2 separate regions of the Homo sapiens genome follow, and region 1 is linked to region 2. Evidence: read pairs that join two places in POLR2A ChIA-PET (ENCODE). Cell type or tissue: HepG2. All regions are shown on one strand.

Region 1 (4,000 bases), 400 kb after region 2:
CCTGCAGGGACAGCTTTAGCCAGGGGGTGCAGGTGCGGGAGGACCACTAGGGAAATGGTTACCTGAGCTTCTCCGACAGAGGCCTTCATCCCCTGGCATGCTCAGAACATTAACAATCAGCCCTGCCCCTTCAGCCCCAAGCGGAGACTCTCACTCTGGGTTATTAAATCACAAGCACTGGCACAGGGCTTGCTGATGCAGGTTTTTGAAAGAAGTAGGATTCAAAATCAATATCTCATTTTGAAAACCATTAGCTTAAAGGCAGTCTTGGCTGGAAAGCCCTGGGGTGGATTTTGATCTCCTACCTTCCTGGTCCCTGCCCTGCCCTGCCCCAATCACACACCTGCACCTGCTCCCACCTACCTGGTCATCAGAACCCCTGTCTGCTGAGGAAAAAATGTCCCTGCCAAGGGACCAATGACTTATCCCAGGCACTTGCCCAAGCATGTAGGTGCTGCTTTGGAACAGAGAAGTCTCCATGTGAGTTGTTTGCACCCCCAGTCCCTCCCTGCATTTTGGGATCACCAACAGGGCTCTGTGGCTGGGAGGGCTCCTAGCAAGAGCTGCATTAGGCAGCCCTGGCCTCGGGAGGTTTTTCCACAACTGAAGGATGGTCTGTGGGATTGTGGACATGTTTGCTCTGCCAAAGGAAGCCTGCCTTGCCTATTTTATTTTTTTAAAGACAGCCAGTTATGTGTCTAAATATAGACAGAAAACTTTTCTGACTGGTTGTTGCTTTCTCTCTCTCTCTCTTTTTTTTTCCCAGGCTGGAGTGCAGTGGCGCGATCTTGGCTCACTGCAACCACTGCCTTCCAGGTTCAAGTGATTCTTCTGCCCCAGCCTCCCGAGTAGCTGGGACTACGGGCAAGTGCCACCATGCCCAGCTAATTTTTGTATTTTTAGTAGAGATGGGGTTTCACCATGTTGGTCAGGCTGGTCTTAAACTCCTGACCTCAGGTGATCCGCTCGCCTCAGCCTCCCAAAGTGCTGGGATGAGCACTTTGGGGTGCTCCACTGCACCTGGCCTGGTTGTTGCTTTCAAAGAGTATGCTGAGGCTGGTTGGAGCAGAGCGAAGTTAATACCTCCACCTGTCTTTTTACCTGGGCCATTGACCCAAAAGCAGAGGCCGTCAGGAGAGAGAAACCTCATGCTGGGTAAAGCAGGTAGCTGTGCCTGGCCCTCTCCTGTCTCTCTGGCCTCAGTGGATGAACTAGCACCACCCAGGGACTTACCCTTTCCTGGGCAGGTGTGGGTTACCACCGCACCCCCTTTGGCATTCTGAGATAAACCCTGGGCTGTTCTTAAAACACAAGGACTTAAAGATATTGTGGAACCATTGTAATATAACAGAGAAAGAGCAATAACGGAGGCCCCATATTAATGGAAAACAGTATGGAGATTTCTCAGAGAACTGGAAATAGGACTGGCATTTGTTCCTGCTGCCCCATCCAAGGACGCAGGGTCCAGGGACGGCACTGCTAGCCTGTGCTCTGCTCCCCATCTTGCCTAGGGAGAGCCACAGTGTAGAGGTAACTGGGGTCCCGTGTGTCATCAGGCTCTTACGGGCAGGGTACCCATTTCATAGGATCACTCGTGCCTCCTGGTCCTTGAAACATCAGTCCATCCTTGCAGAGTACAAGTGAAGATTCCATGACCAGAGGAGGAGGGGACTCATCCTGTGCCCTGTCCTTGACTTGCACAATGAACAAAGCCGTGACCAGAGCCCAGCCGGGTGTCCTGACTCAACAGCGTGGCTGCGTTCAGAGCACTTTTCCGGAGCTAGGTCCTTGCTATCCAGAGGGATCTTGGTCAACTGGACAGAGGTTGGGGGATGGGAGTCTGGAGAGGGGCTGGGGTAGGGGAGAAGGGAAGGAGACCCTCGTTCGTCTGCTTGAGGTCTTGTTTACGTAACTCAGTGGACGATGGCCTGGGCTGAGCTAGGCTGGTTTGACAAAACCACTGACCCTGGTTTCTTTCCTCTCACTGTAACTTTGTCATCTAGCAAAAAGGGGAATGACTTTGGAGGAATGTGCAAACTAGAATAGCAACAAGGTTCAAAGTTGGGGAGAGTAATTGAACAAATAAACCCTCCAGTGTTGTGGAGGAGCTGGGAGTGGGGAGGAGGCTGCTGGGGCTGGCGTGTTTCCAGACCTTTTCCATTCACTTTTGTGCCAGTTCCATTCTGGCCCTGCCTGCATTACAGGAGAAAACAGAGTGACCTCCTCCTCTCTTGGACCCAACAGATTGTAAACTTGTGCTCCAAGGTGACATTTCTCCAGAAAGGGCTGGGTACACCATAGTGGGACAGGGTGCCAGGAGACCCCAGGATGGGACCAGCCAGGTAGCTGGGTTCTCCCCCGAGCTCTGCCCAGTTACTGAAGCACCAATAGTCTGGTTCTTCCACCTGCTGGCCTCAGTTTCCACACCTGTGAAATGGTGCCACTACCAACTGTCTTACTGTCTCACAGGTGGTGAAGACCAGGGGCCATTATGAATGGACAAGTGCTCTCTGATGCATTTATTTATCTACATCATCCCCAAAGTCACTGACAGAAATACAAACAGGATCCAAAAGGTAAACAAACAAATAAGAACTTTGGAGTTGGCCGGGCGCGGTGACTCACGCCTGTAATCTCAGCACTTTGGGAGGCTGAGGTGGGTGGATCACGAGGTCAGGAGATCGAGACCATCCTGGCTAACACGGTGAAACCCCGTCTCTACTAAAAACACAAAAAAAATTAGCCGGGTATGGTGGCGGGCCCCTGTAGTCCCGGCTACTCGGGAGGCTGAGACAGGAGAATGGCGTGAACCCGGGAGGCGGAGCTTGCAGTGAGCCGAGATTGCGCCACTGCACTCCAGCCTGGGTGGCAGAGAGAGACTCCGTCTTAAAAAAAAAAAAACAAAACAACAAAACAGAACATTGGAGTCATGGAAAATGTGAGCAGGAAAATGTGATGGCATGTGGTGAGGGTGGCCAGGAGTGCTGCCCATGGCCCTGCACAGAAGGTGGAGTGACGGGCGTGTGAGGGTGTGGTGGGAGGGGACAGGGACAGGGACACAGGGAGGCCAGTGCGGAGGATTGGTGGCGGTCAGCTGCTGGCAGAGGCAGGGGCTGGAGGAGACAAGGAGGATGCTTAGGGTTTTCCAGCTTGGACAATTGGGAGCAGCAGAGCAGGAGCCCGGGCACAGAGCCACTGTGAGTTCATCGGGAGCGTGGAGGCTGAGGTGGTCCTCACATTCCCATGAAGATGTCTGCGGGGTGTAGGGGCTTAACAGATAGGTCTGGACTGGAGATGCGAATTTTCCAGTTATTGAGAATTGAAGCGATGTGGGGATGGATGAGGTCAGGTGAGGTGAGCAGAAGACAAGAGAAGAGGAGCCAGGTGGGGCTGACATTCGTTCCAGAGGAGAAGTGGCCATGGGGCTGGTGAGAGAGGAGTGGCTGCAGGAAGCTGCGGTGGCTCACAGCTGGGGTGGGGGACCGGTGCCGTGTTCTCCTGGTCCCTGCCATGACACTCCTGCCATGTGTGTTCCCAGCAATAACGGCGGGGTCTCTGGGGTTGTGCAGAAGCCTCTGAGCTGGCTTATTGCCCAAATAGAATCCATGCTTTCCTTGTTACAGTGGTTGATAATGAATGTAAATCCAGTGCCTTAGAGATCCCAGCAGCCTGCCACAGAGCGAGTCTTTCCATTGCAAGCTCATTTCCAAGACAAGGTGGGATGCACAGGGAGAGGGAAGGGGACAGTCTGCCCCAGCAAAAAGCAGGGTCCTCCTGGTTTGCAGACCCTTCACAGCGTGGGCGTGGAAGGAGCCTCACCTGTCAAGGCTGGAGACTCAATTCTGGGAGCGGAGTGTTATTGATGAGGTGCTCCAGGCCAGAGCTCTCAGTCTCGCACTGTTGACCCTTGGAGCTGGATTGTTTGTTTGCGGGGCTGTCCTGAGTTCTGTGGGATGTTCAGCAGCTTCCCTGGCCTCGGCCCACTTGATGCCAGTAGCAC
Region 2 (4,000 bases):
TCAAAGACAAAACGTCGCCTTTACTGCTGGGCCCAGCACACAACAAAAATGAAAACTGGATATTCAATAAATACTCTCGATGCTAATGAGAAGTATTTTACAAGTTTGGATCAGTATGGTAAAATACCTATATGTCTGTATCAGCCATATACTTTAGACTTTCTTGTCTAAAGTGCAAAGAATAATACTTCATTTCAATGTGTGTACAATATCCGAGGCTCTCACATTCTGTGTACATGGGCATATGCCGTACCTCATGCTTTTAAAGCACAAACTCATATATTTGAAACTGACAAAAGAAAAAAGACCTATAAGAAAACGTGTTGTTATTCCCAAGTGATTGATACATAAATTAGAACATGGAAGTTTTTCCAATGTTGAATGAATATGGGGGAAATGATTTCCCCAAAGTTAAGTAATTCCGTAGTTCAGCTGAAATGATACCTCAAGTCTCTGGGCTCCTGGGTCACTGAACCTTCGAATCCCCTTCAGAGCACTGTCCAGAGAACCTTCGCAGGTTGGCAAAGGCCTGAAAGAAACGTGGTCCTGTCATCGCCCTTTCTGGCTCATCCTTTGTCTGGCGTTCTGGGGCTTCAAGGCCAGGAGGGTTATAAGATTTGATTTGAGAAGATATTTGGATTCCCCTAACTACTTGATAAGGGAAACACACAAAAGATTTGTTTTTGCAAGAGGATGACGTTGATCATTGTAAGTGGAATAAAGAAAAATGTTTTCACTCTAATGATTGAGAATTATTTGCAAATATTTATATATACACAAAAATTAAAAAGAGAGAAGACAAGCAATGGGTGGGAAGAGAAAAGAGAACAGGGAGGAAGAAAGTGCTCTGGGAAGCAGGGAAGAGCAAGAGGAGACGAGGTGAGAATATAAATAAACATTCTTTCCTGGTTTCCAGACATCGAATGAGGACAACTCTGATAGCAACTCTTCAGTTCTTTCAACCAACATATTCTCTCTAATACATGCTTATGTTTGTCATCACCAAATGAAATAATGCAAGTGAAGCTCTTATAAGAATAAATGTTAGCCCGGGTGCAGTGGCTCAAGCCTGTAATCCCAAAACTTTGGTAGGTCAAGGCTGGCAGATCACTTGAGGTCAGGAATTCAACAACAGCCTGGCCAACATGGCGAAACTCCGTCTCTATTAAAAATACAAAAAATGAGCCTGTCATGATGGCGTGTACGTATAATCCCAGCTACTCAGGTGGCTGAGGCATGAGAATTGCTTGAACCCAGGCGGCAGAGGTTGCAGTGAGCAGAGATTGCACTCTGCACTCCAGTCTGGGCAATAGAGTAAGATTCTTGCCTCAAAAAAAAAAAAAAAAAAAAAAGGCCGGGCACGGTGGCTCATGCCTGTAATCCCAGCACTTTGGGAGGCCGAGGCGGGCGGATCATGAGGTTGGAAGATTGAGACCATCCTGGCTAACACGATGAAACCCCATCTCTATCAAAAATACAAAAAATTAGCCAGGCGTGGTGGCGGGCGCCTGTAGTCCCAGCTACTTGGGAGGCTGAGGCAGGAGAATGGTGTGAACCCAGGAGGCAGGGCTTGCAGTGAGCCAAGATGGCACCACTGCACTCCAGCCTGGGTGAAAGAGCGAAGCTCTGTCTCAAAAAAAAGAAAAAACAAGAATAAATTTTAGTCAATAAGTATTAACTAACAATACCAACAATTGCAACAATACAAGTAGTGTAGTGATGCAATTGAGTGACAATTTATGGAGGACTTTGTATTGTGGGGCACTGTGCCTGGCACTGTGAATGATGCAGGGACTATAGCACACTCCCTTTGCCTTCACCATGCTTACAGTCTCCCTGAAAGGATGAGCGTATGGGCATCTAACCAATAATTTAAGCAGAAAAAAGCGGAAGTGCATGCAGAGGCATGCTGAAGCCAGTGCCCACCTCTCTTCCCAACCCCAGGTTCAGCAACGTCACCGTGGTGGCTTGGAATCAGCCACAGGAGAGTGTTTACACCACAGGAATGGCAAACACAACAAAGCAGGCCTTATTCTTTTTCTCCCCAAAGAGCTAGTTGTTAAACATTTACCATTACTGTTCAAAGGTGAGAAGACATTTGCACTAGGCTCATAGGCGAAGAGTGAGTTCTGTTCTTGGGAAGCATGTACTCCAGCACTCTGCCCTGTCTTGCCATTTGTCTATCAGTTGCGGATTTGCTTCTCAGCTGCAGGCTCTGAAGGAGAGAAGTAACAGTGGACGCAGGTCTGTGGAGCACCCAGTACCCTCCTACACATCCCTCCCAAGTCAAGGCTGAGGTGCACAATGCTGACCCGTGTGCTGGGATCACATCTAGCGTGAGAGTGTTTAAGCAGAACGTCTCTAAAGTGAGAGGCCAAAAGCTGATGAAAATACAGCATTGTGGACAGGAAAACTCTCACTGTCCTGGACATTTTCCTATTCAATTTAACCTAAATTATCAAAATCACTGAAATCAAATTTGTCCTTCAGAGATAACTGGATGTATTGATTTGCATTAAAAGAAAAGAAGTGGAGGTCCGCAATCTCCATTAACTTCATTTTCTTCTTGCTGTAATTATATAAATTGCCTTTAAAACAATTATTGAACCATTAAGGATTTATGGGAAAATGTTCATTGTCCAAGACACTATTGCTTTTTTGTAGCTACACATGCAGTCTTAAATACAAACAAGAGGAAACCACAGTTATATCCATGAAGTGGGAAAGGGATGTATGCTTATTATATATCCTCTGATGAAGAGTTTTGAGCCAGCTGGAGTGTCCGGTGAGATTACTAAAACGTTCTCAGTAACTACCTATATTTGACTTTGGCACCTTTTTAAAAGTCAAAAGAGGCATTTGCAAGCAGCCATAAAAAGTCATTACATAAGCAGAACAATTGAGGCTCCTCAGCATCTGGGGAAGGCAACACATCTGTCTTCTGTCTATTTCTTCCCTAAATGTCTCCCTGAATCAACTTTTATGGTGGTGGGGGAGGTAGGAGGCTGTCGTAAATATCCCATTCTATTTGAATCCCAGAGTTAACAATACCCCCTGTGACTATAAACACAAGATGTTGCATTCAGGAGAGAGGTGCACTCAAGTAAGCAGAGATCTTTGTGACAGTGGTCTCGGTGTGGGCCACAGGCCAGCTAATCACATTACCATGAGAGCCAAGAGGTGGCCCCCAGACAGTGAAATAAAGAGGAGGGGAAAAGCAAGACTAATCTCGTTAAAAGGAAAGCCATGGTAGACGCTACTTTTACACAGCTGCTTAAAACGCCCCGTTTTCCCAGGACTGGATCACCTGGGCGTCCTCTGCGGCCGGGCTAGTTTCGAAGCATTGTTCGGTCCCGCCAAATGCTGGAGCCTCCTGAGTACATGCAGACCTTGTCTTCAGAGTCTTGTTTATAAGAAAAAAACAGACTTCACCGCCTCATCCCAAAAAAAGCCTTCTGGAGACGCTGTCTTCCCTCATTATCCTATTTTCAGTTGACTATTCCCCAAATTTTCTAAAAAGACCACGTTGCCCAAAGACTCCAATAAAAAAGTCCAGCTTTGCATATCTACTGCAACCTAGAGGAAAGATCAAACCAAACCTGAGGAAATCCCCTAGATCAGCCATTCTCAAAGTGTGGTCCAAGGATCCCTGGGGGGACCCAAGACACTTTCAGAGGTCCCCAGGCTTCTCCCTTTCCCAACAGCATATCTAGTGATGCTGGGTGTTCTTAATATCCTGCAACTCAACAGCCTATTACAAGAGATGGAAACAGACGTGAGAACCAGCTGTTAAAGGGATTTGCAAACTACAAAGCAAGACATTAAAGAGATTTGCAAAAATGAAAAGCAATGCTACTCTTTCCACTTAATGTTTTGTTTTGAAAACTATAATTATTTTTTATAAGAATATGTACGTTGACAAGTAAAGGATTTACTACTGTTATTTTAAGTGAATTAACAAATCAGTATTTCTTTTTCTCACTGTCATCCAGGCTGGAGT

What was found. Peaks named below come from ENCODE experiments on the same cell type or tissue, not always from the same donor. Only the 100,000 strongest peaks of a DNase experiment are listed, where the experiment ranks them.
Region 1: POLR2A ChIA-PET joins it to region 2 with 6 read pairs; 5 of 35 experiments call an interaction of 5 or more read pairs at or near these places.

What each region holds. Positions count from the first base shown.
Region 1 is chr13:26,989,732-26,993,731 of GRCh38, reverse strand. No RefSeq gene overlaps it. Among named protein-coding and RNA genes, the nearest start is that of USP12-AS1, 130 kb to the left of the region's middle. In HepG2, no CTCF peak of the experiment used is centred here; DNase peaks (open chromatin) are centred at 1,711, 2,071 and 2,541; H3K4me3 peaks cover 1,534 bases.
Region 2 is chr13:27,394,506-27,398,505 of GRCh38, reverse strand. No RefSeq gene overlaps it. Among named protein-coding and RNA genes, the nearest start is that of GTF3A, 28 kb to the left of the region's middle. In HepG2, no CTCF peak of the experiment used is centred here; a DNase peak (open chromatin) is centred at 2,035; H3K4me3 peaks cover 449 bases.